Regions from separate parts of the Homo sapiens genome. Here region 1 is linked to region 2. Evidence: read pairs that join two places in POLR2A ChIA-PET (ENCODE). Cell type or tissue: A673. All regions are shown on one strand. Links, peaks and the distances in the headings refer to the core of each region. The heading gives the core; the rest is flanking DNA. Region 1 overlaps KIAA1217. Region 2 has its middle 200 kb from the start of KIAA1217.

The links. ChIA-PET counts read pairs that join two places held together with the same protein. Peaks named below come from ENCODE experiments on the same cell type or tissue, not always from the same donor. Only the 100,000 strongest peaks of a DNase experiment are listed, where the experiment ranks them.
Region 1: POLR2A ChIA-PET joins it to region 2 with 12 read pairs; 1 of 35 experiments calls an interaction of 5 or more read pairs at or near these places.

Annotation. Positions count from the first base shown.
Region 1 is chr10:24,316,974-24,322,357 of GRCh38, reverse strand. All of the region lies in intron 2 of KIAA1217, which reads right to left. Among named protein-coding and RNA genes, the nearest start is that of MIR603, 44 kb to the right of the region's middle. In A673, for the core only: CTCF peaks have their summits at 2,504 and 2,704 (motif pointing right); DNase peaks (open chromatin) are centred at 1,797 and 2,727; H3K27ac peaks cover 951 bases.
Region 2 is chr10:24,006,850-24,012,233 of GRCh38, reverse strand. It overlaps a transcript of KIAA1217 not described here. Among named protein-coding and RNA genes, the nearest start is that of KIAA1217, 200 kb to the left of the region's middle. In A673, for the core only: no CTCF peak of the experiment used is centred there; no DNase peak of the experiment used is centred there; H3K27ac peaks cover 623 bases.

The sequences.
Region 1 (5,384 bases), core at 310-5,309, 310 kb before region 2:
CCAGAATTGCTGCTGCCCAGGCCGCTACTGCTGACTAACTGGAACTGAATTTCTATGGTGGAGCCCACTCCTCTGTAGATTTGCTTTTTTAAAAATAAATTTCAGGCCAGACATGGTGGCTCACACCTGTAATCCCAGCACTTTGGGAGGCTGAGGCGGGTGGATCACTAGAGGTCAGGAATTCAAGACCAGCCTGGCCAACATGGTAAAACACCATCTCTGCCAAATGATAATAATAATAATTAGTCAGGTGTGATAGCATGCACCTGTGATCCCAGCTACTCAGGAGGCTGAGGTGGGAGAATCGCGTGAACCTGGGAGGTGGAGATTGCAGTGAGCCGAGATCGGGCCACCGCACTCCAGCCTGGGTGACAGAGCGAGACCCTGTCTCAAAAAATAAAATAAAATAAAATAAAATGTCAGTAAAATACACCACAAAATGTACCAACCTAGCCATTTTTGAGCGTCCGGTTCAGTGGCACTAAGTATTTTCATGTTGTTATGTGATCATCACCACCACCCATCTCCAGAACACTTTTCACCTTGCAAAACTGAAACTGCACACCCATTGAACAGTAAATCCCCATCTCCCCTCTCCCAGCCCCTGGCAATCACCATTCTACTTTCTGTCTCTGAATTCGACTACCCTAAGTACTTCATACAAGTGGAATCCTATACTATTTGTCTTTTTGGTGACTGGCTTAGTTCACTGAGCATAATGTCCTCAAGGTTCATCCATTTTGTAGCATGTGTCAGAATTTCCTTCACATTTTATCCATTCTTCCTGGGTTGTGTCCATCCTTTGGCTCCTTTTTTTTCCTTTGAGATGAAGCCTTGCTCTCTGTTACCCAGGCTGGAGTGCAGTGGCGCGATCTTGGCTCACTGCAACCTCTGCCTCCTGGGTTCAAGCAATTCTCCCGCCTCCTGAGTAGCTGGGATTACAGGCATGCACCACTACGCCCAGTTAAGTTTTGTATTTTTAGTAGAGATGGGGTTTTGGTATGTTGGTCAGGCTGGTCTCGAACTCTTGACCTCACGTGATCCATTATGCCCACCTTAGCCTCTCATAGTGCTGGGATTACAGGCATAAGCCACTGTGCCGAGCCTATCCCTTGGCAATTGTGAATAATGCTGCTATGAACGTGGATGTACAAATATCTCAAGTTCCTGCTTTCAATTATTTTGGGTACAGAGAAGTGAAATTGCAGGGTTATATGATAATTCTATTTTTATTTTTTTCTGAGGAACCGCCCCACTGTTTTCCATGGCAGCTGTCCCCTTTCTCTGTAGCATTTTTTTTGTTTTTTTTTTGAGATGGAGTCTCGCTCTGTTGCCCAGGCTGGAGTGCAGTGGTGTGATCTCAGCTCACTGCAAGCTCCACCTCCTGGGTTCACGCCATTCTCCTGCCTCAGCTTCCCAAGTAGCTGGGACTACAGGCACCTGCCACCACACCCGGCTAATTTTGGTTTTGTATTTTTAGTAGAGACAGGGTTTCACTGTGTTAGCCAGGATGGTCTCGATCTCCCGACCTCGTGATCCGCCCGCCTCAGCCTCCCAAAGTGCTGGGATTACAAGTATGAGCCACTGAGCCCGGCCTCTCTGTAGCTTTTAAGATGTTCTTAGGTGACTTATGAGAATGAAAAAATGGAGAATTTTCCGTCTTCCTGCCATGAAATCAATTAATGGCAATTGCTACTGAAAGCTGTTCTGTTTTTAAACAGTAAAAATGACAGTGTTTTCTCAGCCAACAGGAAGTGCTGATTATTCTGATAAATGGATAGATAGGTGCTGTGGTGCTATGAACACTGCCCCAAGGCAATATTTATAGTATAATAGGGGCCTCCTGAAGATAAATAATACTCTAACCAAAAAGGAATAGAAATTGCAAACCAGGATTAGGAGAAATTTAAATGAACTTTATGCTTTTGAGTCACACTTTAAAAACAGCACTCCCAGCCCAAGATCTAAATTCTTAATTGTTCACAACAGACTGCGGAGAAAGTAATCAGCATCAGGCACACAAGTTATATTTGTGATTAGCCATTCTATGTCTGATTTGTGGCTTTTGGGTGGATGGGTACCAATTTATTTTTCCTCTACAGATCTCCATGCATGAAGTGTAATTAGAAATTTGTTTGCATTTTCTGTGGTGTGGAATTAAAAATATAATCTCCTTGGAGTCTTGGAATAGGATGCTTTCCTTGTCCTTTATTTTTTCTTCAAAATAAAAATTTAATAGATGCCAAAGAGCATTTCATATCATACATATAATTCCACTGATTCCATCCACTTTTACCTAATGAAACAACCAGTTACTAGACGATGGTAATTGCAAAAAAAATTTGGGAGTTTTATATGCTAATTATGCCACCTTTGGGTTTTGTCACAGTATTGTATCATTCATGCGGGTTTTAGTTATCTCATGGAAACATTTTCCCGAATGTAGGGTTAACAAAGCTAGATATATGAACTTCCTTGCAGGTAAATTAATTCCAATAAATGTCAAGAGGCTTAAAGTGCTTTGGCAAAGACTTGTGGATTTAATGCTGGCTTGTTAAAACTATGGTTCTGAATACAAGCAGGGCCACACCCCACCAGTGAAAAGCTCCTTTCAAGGGCCAGTTGTTGGGGTCTTGCATAAGTGCGTTGCTAAGGCGCACCCCTGGGGTGGTCTTCAAGGCTTGAGCCAGTGTGAAATTCTCACACTATCCACCAGGGTGCGCTCTAGCCCCCGGGCCTCTTCTACCTCTTGCTCTACGTGCACGTGGCCTTGGCCTCTCCTAACTCCCCAACCATGCAAGCTGTATAGATTATTTTTCTGACTTCTCGCCTATGCCAATTTCATCTCTTAGGTGTAATCATATTTTCCTTGCTGTTCACAGACAGTACATCAATTTTTCCCTGTGTCTCTAGTCTCCCTTTAGAATCTCCTTTCCAAAGCCATCCCCTGCCTTTTTTTTTTTTTTTTTTTTTTTTTTTTTTGAGACAACGTCTCGCTCTGTCACCCAGGCTGGAGTGTAGTGGCATGATTTCAGCTCACTGCAACCTCTGCCTCCTGGGTTCAAGGGATTCTCATGCCTCAGCCTCCTGAGTAGCTGGGATTAGACATGCACCACCACACCTAGCTAATTTTTGTATTTTTAGTAGAGACGGTGTTTCGCCATGTTGGCCACACTGGTCTCGAACTCCTGACCTCAGGTGATCTGCCCGCCTCGGCCTCCCAAAGTGTTGGGATTACAGGCGTGAGCCACCACGCCCGGCCCCAAAGCGCTTCTTCAGCTGTCCCTCCTAGATGTTCTCTGTGAAGCTCTTCTCTGCTGTCTCCACCTCCTGTGCCCTCCACCTGAACTCATCCACTCCCATGACTACTGCTGCCACTCTACCTGCAGCTCCCAAACCGTGCACCCAGGTGTCCTGGATGGGATGCCACAGCGAACTCACAGAGGCACTGAGGGATATTTTAACTTTTTGAGGGAAACACAGCAATACTTGTTACACACTGGGCTAATGATTCACTTCAGGTAGTTCACAGTTTCAACATTAGATCATAAGCATTCTTCTTGTTGATGTCATTTTTGCAACATGAGGTTTTCAGAGGTTGCTGGGATTAAAATGCCAGTACTGCAGAAAAATCAAAGCGGAATAGGAAATGTTGTCCAATCTGATTCCAAGGTCAGGGGAGTTGTGCGGTGCCCAACAGGTGCACACATCCCACTGGTAATTGTAGAAGGCGGAGTTCTCCAGATAAGAGAGGGGGAGGTGTGCGTATACGTGTGTATTCAAGAGAAAACCAGAAAGAGAGAGAGTGATGATTTTAAGGAACTGACTAACATGATTGTGGGGGATGGCAAATCCACAATCTGCTGGGAAGGTCAGCAGGATGGAGACCTAAGGTAGAGTTGATGCTGCAGCTCAAGTTCAAGGACAGTCTAGAGGCAGAATTCCCTCCTCCTCAAGGAAACCTCAGCCTGTTTCAGTCTGTTTTCTCTTGTGGCCTTCAACTTATTGAATGAGGCCTTCCACAGTATAGAAGATAATCTGCTTTACTCAATCAGTCTGTCTGTCTGTCTATCTGTCTATCTATCTATCTACCTACCTATTCATCTATCTATACATCCATCTATCCATCTATCTATCTATCCATCTATCTATCATCTACCTACCTACCTACCTCTCTAATCTAATCTATCTCTATCTAATTATCTATCTAATTATTTAGAGACAGGTTCTGCTATATTGCCCAGGGTGGTCTCAAACTCCTAGCCTCAAGTGATCTTCCTGCCTCCGCTTCCCAAAGTGCTGGGATTGCAGGCATGAGCCACTGCACCCAGAAAACTTACCTATTTAAATGTTAATCTCATCTAAAAAACAAACCTTCACAGCAATACCCAGTCAGGGGTTTGACCAAATATCTAGGCCCCATGCCCTACGCACGTTGATGCATAAAACCAGCCATCACCTAAAAATGAAAAAATACATCTTTTCTTTTGAATTGATGTGATTGTATTTTCAATTGGCCACTAAATTGTTAGGTCATAAATAATTACTAAGTTGTTTGGGCTTTACTACTTAATAAACGGAGCTGTTAGCTGTTTCTTTTAGTCTACAGGAATGCCGTGAACAGAGAAAGCCTAAGAACCTTTAACCTGTACACTGATGGCTGCAGCCCAGATTGTATTCTGGAGTTCCAGACATGCATATTCTACATACATGCCAATATACATGTATATTCTAAAGAAAAGAATTCCCAGTTTCCCTACCTCAGAGGTTCCACACTACATTTCTTAGATCTTCCACCAAACCTATTATCAACTTGATTTCCAGCAATGTATTTTCCTCATCACCCCTTGTCCTCATTGCCAACCCCATCGTGACACTCCTTTGAAGGTCTGGGTAATGGCTTTCACCTGTGTCATATTTGGCCATAAAAATAAAATTAAGCTGGGTGTGGTGGTGCACACCTCCAGTCCCAGCTACTCAGGAGGCTGAGGTGGGGGAATCGCTTGAGTCCGGAAATTTGAGACCAGCCTGGGCGACATAGCAGGACCCTGGCTGAAAAATAAATAAATAAATAAAAAGTAACAAAATAAAATTAAATGCGGACAAAAGACCCTTGTCACAAATGATGGGTTTATTTATGTATCAGCACTAGATATTAGGTATACATTGAACATAACATAATCAATCATTTCTGCTCTCATATACAGTTTTGGACAAGAAACTACATGAAAATCTATAGGCTGACATACATTGCAGTATTTTTGGTATAAGAATTTCCCCACATGGCCAACGTTTATAATAATTTATAATTCTAGCCTTTTCTAGACTACACAATCTCACCAGCGCCCCCCACACACTCAGCGTAAACATAACCTGATTTTTTC
Region 2 (5,384 bases), core at 230-5,229:
CACCATTTTGGAGTCCTTTGAGATGCTGAGTCCTGAAATATTCTCAGAAAGTCAACATAATCCTTTTCATAAAGGCTCACAGCAGAACTGCAACCAGCACCACCTGTCTACAGATACACCTTAGGTCTGCTTTAGATCGTAAAATGGAAATAAGCTTCCAAAGTGTTTTTCAAATTGCCTTTGGGTTCTGTTAAATGTAGAAATGTTTCTTTCTTTCCTTTTATTTTTCCTTGGTCAAATGAAATGTCACTGTCATTTCCATCTGAACATGAAATAATGCCATTGGATATTGGGGAAGGAAAATCCACATGAAACATCTTCACAGATGTTATGGGGGAAATGCTGGTTTGGAAAAAGCCTTTGTTCTGTGGCAGAGACTGCCATGATTGTTCCACCACATCAATTTTTACTTACACCATTTAATAAATAAAAACATGCTGACTGTCAACCCACGGGAACAACCCAACACCAATTACTGAAGAACAGAACTGTTTCAGTGAGAGGTGAAGAAGGGCAAAGCATCATGAAATGACTTTTAAATTTCTTAAGTTGAGTGTTAAGTTGAGAGTTCCATTTTCCCTGTAATTGATTTCTTTTGCTTCAAGAGAAACTCACAACTTGTTTGAATCTGGTTTCTGCAATGTTAACATGGAGGCACTAGTACTTGCCAGTAAGCTGTTGCTTTAGGATGTTAGGAGACTCTTTCTCTGCTTTTTTTTAAAAAGACAATTTTATTTATTTAATTTTAAGACAAGATCTCACTCTGTCACCCAGGCTGGAATGCAGTGGCATGATCACAGCTCACTGCAACCTCAAACTCCTAGGCCCAAGTGATCCTCCCACCTCAGCCTCCTGAGTAGCTGGGACTACAGGTAGGCATCACAACGTCTGGTAAATTATTAAATTTTTTTGTAAAGATGGGGTCTCGCTATGTTGTCCAGGCAAGTCTCAAACTCCTGGCCTCAAGAGATCCTCCTGCCTCAGCCTCCCAAAATGTTGGGACTATAGGTGTGAGCCACTGCACCAGGCTGAAGACAATTTCTTAGATGGAAATACCTATCCAATGTTCTGGAGGTTCCATAGGTAATGCTACTCATGAAATACTACACTCACAGGCTCTGGTATTCTTCCCTACCTGGCTCACTAGCTATGTGACCTTAGCCAAGTGCCTTAGTCTGCTAAAAGTCATGTCTCAACTGCAGACTGAAGTTTATTACCAATCATATTGGAGTGTTGTGAGGTCTTAAGGAGAGATTGGACTTATAGCTGTTGGATGTCTTGGCTTCAAAAAGTAGTTGCTGTAGATTTATTATTTCTGCATCCTAATCCCATCTTTTGGTCATTCTGCACTTCCTTTGCTTCCCTTCCATGACCAGCTGGAACCCCCATCCCGGAGAGGCAGTATTTGGGGTGACAGATGCCTTGCTTCCTGTCCAGGGCCAGAAAAGCCTTCAGGCCCTGGAAAGGAAAAGAAGTTAGCAGAATGCAAGTGTATTTATTCTAACTCCACTGGTTTTAAAGTTCCCTTTTTTTTTTTTTTCCAGCAAATGTGTTTTCTTCCTCTCATGGAACCGAGAACATATGTGATCCCTGGCAGATGATTTTTGCAACTCTTAAAGTCAGGATTGGAGAAGGCTGACTCACAATTTCTTACACTGCACGTGTGAAATCTTTCAAGAAAACTTGAAGGGGGGGAAGATCTACAGTATTTTGGATGATGTTTTCAATTGCTATGAAATTGGTAAAAAAAAAAAAGGATCGATCAGTTATTTGCTTTTATTTCTGACTTTCAAAAAACTTTTTATTTTAAAACAGCAGGAAGAGATGGGTTGAACAAAGGTAGTATCACTGAGAAGAACAGAAAGAAAGTAATATTTATAGAGCATTGTAGTTTTCCAATCATCTTAATCATTTGATCTTGTGGCATTTCTGTGATGCAGTTTTTATCTGTGACAAGAACAAAAGATCTCAGGGATACAGAGCCATTGAGACTTTATTGACTGTAATCATTGACTTTTTTTTTTTGCATTTTACCCTGTCATTTTTTTTAAAAAGCGTTCATACAGTCCAGGTTTTCTGAAACTTAAAGTAAGCTAAAGGATGGGAAGCTAGAACATGATTCCTGTTAAAATAATACATTTGAGAAAATGTTTCTTTAGCTATCACTGTAATTGATCAAGTATGCAACAGACATTCTTTTATAAGATATCCAACCCCTAACTTCCAAAATGCCAGATCAAAAGTCTTATCTATGCAATGTTTTATGAGTAATTAATTCTGACTGCCTATGGACAACCACAAGGACAGAGCCCCCATACAGATACACACATTCAGCTCAGACAGAGTAAGTCTTAATCACAGAGTAAGTCTTTGAGAGCGAATCTCCCAAGCTCAGAAAGCAAAAGAGTTCCAACAACTCCTGCAGCAGAGACTAGAACAAGTGTCAAGAGCCAGAAATATTAACTACAGGCTAAGAGGTAGTCATTTCCACTTCCTTCCAGAGCTCGGTTCAAATCCTGGGCTTACCACTTAGTGACTGTGTGACCTTGAGCTAAGCATTTCAACTTTGCAGGGTCCTATTTCCCTGTGTGTAAGTGGGGATAACCAACAGGTCAACCCCATGCATGGTTGTGAGATGAAAAGATATCACATACACTGCACAGCATGTGACATGCAGCAGACATCAAATAAATAGTAGCTATTGTTTTGTAGCATTGTGATTATCCATAATCCTGGGTTTGCAACATCATTAGTGCTATAATTTGAAACACATTTATTCTTTATATTCTAGCAAACTAGTTCAAAGCCTGTTTTTCAAATACATTATCTAGTTTGGGCTTTAAAAAAAAAAATCCCTGTCGATGTTCTGCTCTGCTTATCAAAGGCTCTCTCTAACGCTTACCCAAGGGTAAGTAAATTACACAGGATTCTGTTCTGCCTTCTATTATTCTTCTCCAACCACATTCCATGTGATAATGGGCCAATTCCTTTACTTCCTCTTTCCTCCTACCACATTCTATACCCAAAAAAGATGCCAGTTAAGTTTTAACCCTCCTTTAAAAGTGAATTTCCAGCTTTATTTTATTCTTTAAAATTATTTAAAGTGGTTGCAAGTTCTTTTAGTGCCCTCCAATCCCAATTCAGGCAACAAAACAGTCACAAGAGAGAATGATTAGTGCTTTTGCCAGGGTCTCCTCCCACGGATGACTTTGTAATGAACTATGCATCCATAAAAGGTTGACTCTTTGATCTCTTGCTGCTTGTACAACGCTAAAGCGCAAGGCATTCCAGGGCAAACCACACAAAGAGAGAGGAACACAGGTTATTTATGGTAGTCTGCTGACTCTAAGTTTAGCCTAGCTCTTTAAAGATTCAAATACACACATCATATTGACTGCCAGGTCTGCTCCCTCGTGTTACGGCAGCATCTAATGGGGCGGTAGCGTAGGAATGTCTGATCCCTGGCTTCTCCCTGGGGTGAGAAAGGTAGCTGGTTTGGCAGAGACAGTCACAACAGTATTTATAGAGACAGCAGAAAATAGAATCCATATGCTTACAAAGGGAAGTCAGGGTAAATCACCGGGAGCTGAGAGGACTCCTGAACTCCCTTTCTGAAGCTTGCTTGGCTTCTGGCACAGACTAAACAGGACCTACCTACCAGCTTTCTAGCTGCACAAAATCCAGCACCCGCATGCCCTCCTTCATCTGGTGGTTTTCTACCAACAATATCACTTTACAGAAGGAGGGGATACAGCCTCTTTGGTTGCTTGAATTCAGAAGCTATTTTGCAAACTTTCTACCGTCACTCAGGGAACTTTTGCCATCATTAAGCGAACTTCCTGTGTCAGAGCTGGTGCAAACATTCTGACATTGAGGAAGCTAAGTTTAATGCTTCCTGACAATGATTCTCTGACCATGATGTCGAAGGCCCTTCTATCCCTCTGTGATGTGGCTGAGTGCTGATTTATACAGCTCACTAAACCAAACACCAAGTTGAATGAAGACGGTATTGAGACAAGATAAATAATCTATCTATCTATCTATCTATCTATCTATCTATCTATCTATCTATCTAATTTCCTACCTTCCTATGGATTAAATACCAAAATTTTACATCTTGCAGGCAGAATGTTGAGGGCTGTATGAAAACTTTGTAATGGGAGAAAATGAAAAACGTTAATAGTTTTTATTAGCATAAAATATTGAACTGGTGGATTTATGAACAGAATTTAGGCTGAATGAATATGCTAAAGTTGGGGATTAATTGGTCATCTCACCATTCCAGACACTCAAGGCCACTCATGTAGGCTGATTTGGGGAAAGCAAAGGGATCTCAATGAAACTGGAAAATTAATTTTGCTCTTTTATGGGATCCTGACTTTGATCAAGATCATATAATTGGACTGACCCAAAAACAACTCTTATTTCTGATTCATTCTATTCCCTCCATAGACACAGGCAGTCATCAGGTATCTACACCGTTCCCTCTATCCTTTGCCAAAAAGTTCATGTTCTCTGAGCATTTTCGTATTCTTTAGTCATTATCATGGCTTTGAGCCAGAGTCTGAACACAAAGACAGGCATATAAATGGATCTAATACATGGTCTGAAAAATAACACATATGTGCTAACCCTGTCCGCAACACCAAAGGAAGAATGACTGAAAAATAAAGCAGCTACATATCAGAACAAATACCTGTGGGAAGATTGCAGGGTTCAATTTGGACATTTTGTTCCACTGAGCTCAGAGAGGGAATGAACAGAAGCCAAGTTTTATAGATAGGCCTACAGCTCATAATTCACTCACTGTCAAGATGATGGATGCTCATTTTATGATTTAATAAAAAGATAGACCTTACCCAAAAAGAAAATAAGCAGGAGGAGGAAGACTCCATGGAGAAGTAATGCAGTCTTTCAGGGATGATTCCCAGGGGCTCTGGGCTGTGGTTCCACTCCGTCTCCAGGACACAGTGCAATCGGCCACAAATTTAGGACCCCAGGATCTCCGTCTGTAAAATACAAGTCATAATGGAATTGTTCCCACTGCAGAACTGCTGAGTAATTAAAACTCAAGTGGATAGCAAAAAAAAAAAAAGCAGAAAAAACTGAAGAATAAAATACCTCTATGATATACAGCCTGGCTCAGGATGCTTTGTAATTACACACAGGGCTTTATAGTTATCCAAAGTTAGAGTTCAAGTTAACTTCAGTTTTCCAGTATTTTCCCCAAAACATTAGTTGGACGCTATAAAGGAAAGTAAACACATTCGACTAAGTCAACCATGAAAATAAGAGTTGGCTTAGGTAGTTGGGGGCGGAAGGAAATGAAGAGAGGCCAATTGAGAATCAGAGAGGCTGAATGAAAAGCTGAACCATTGCAGACT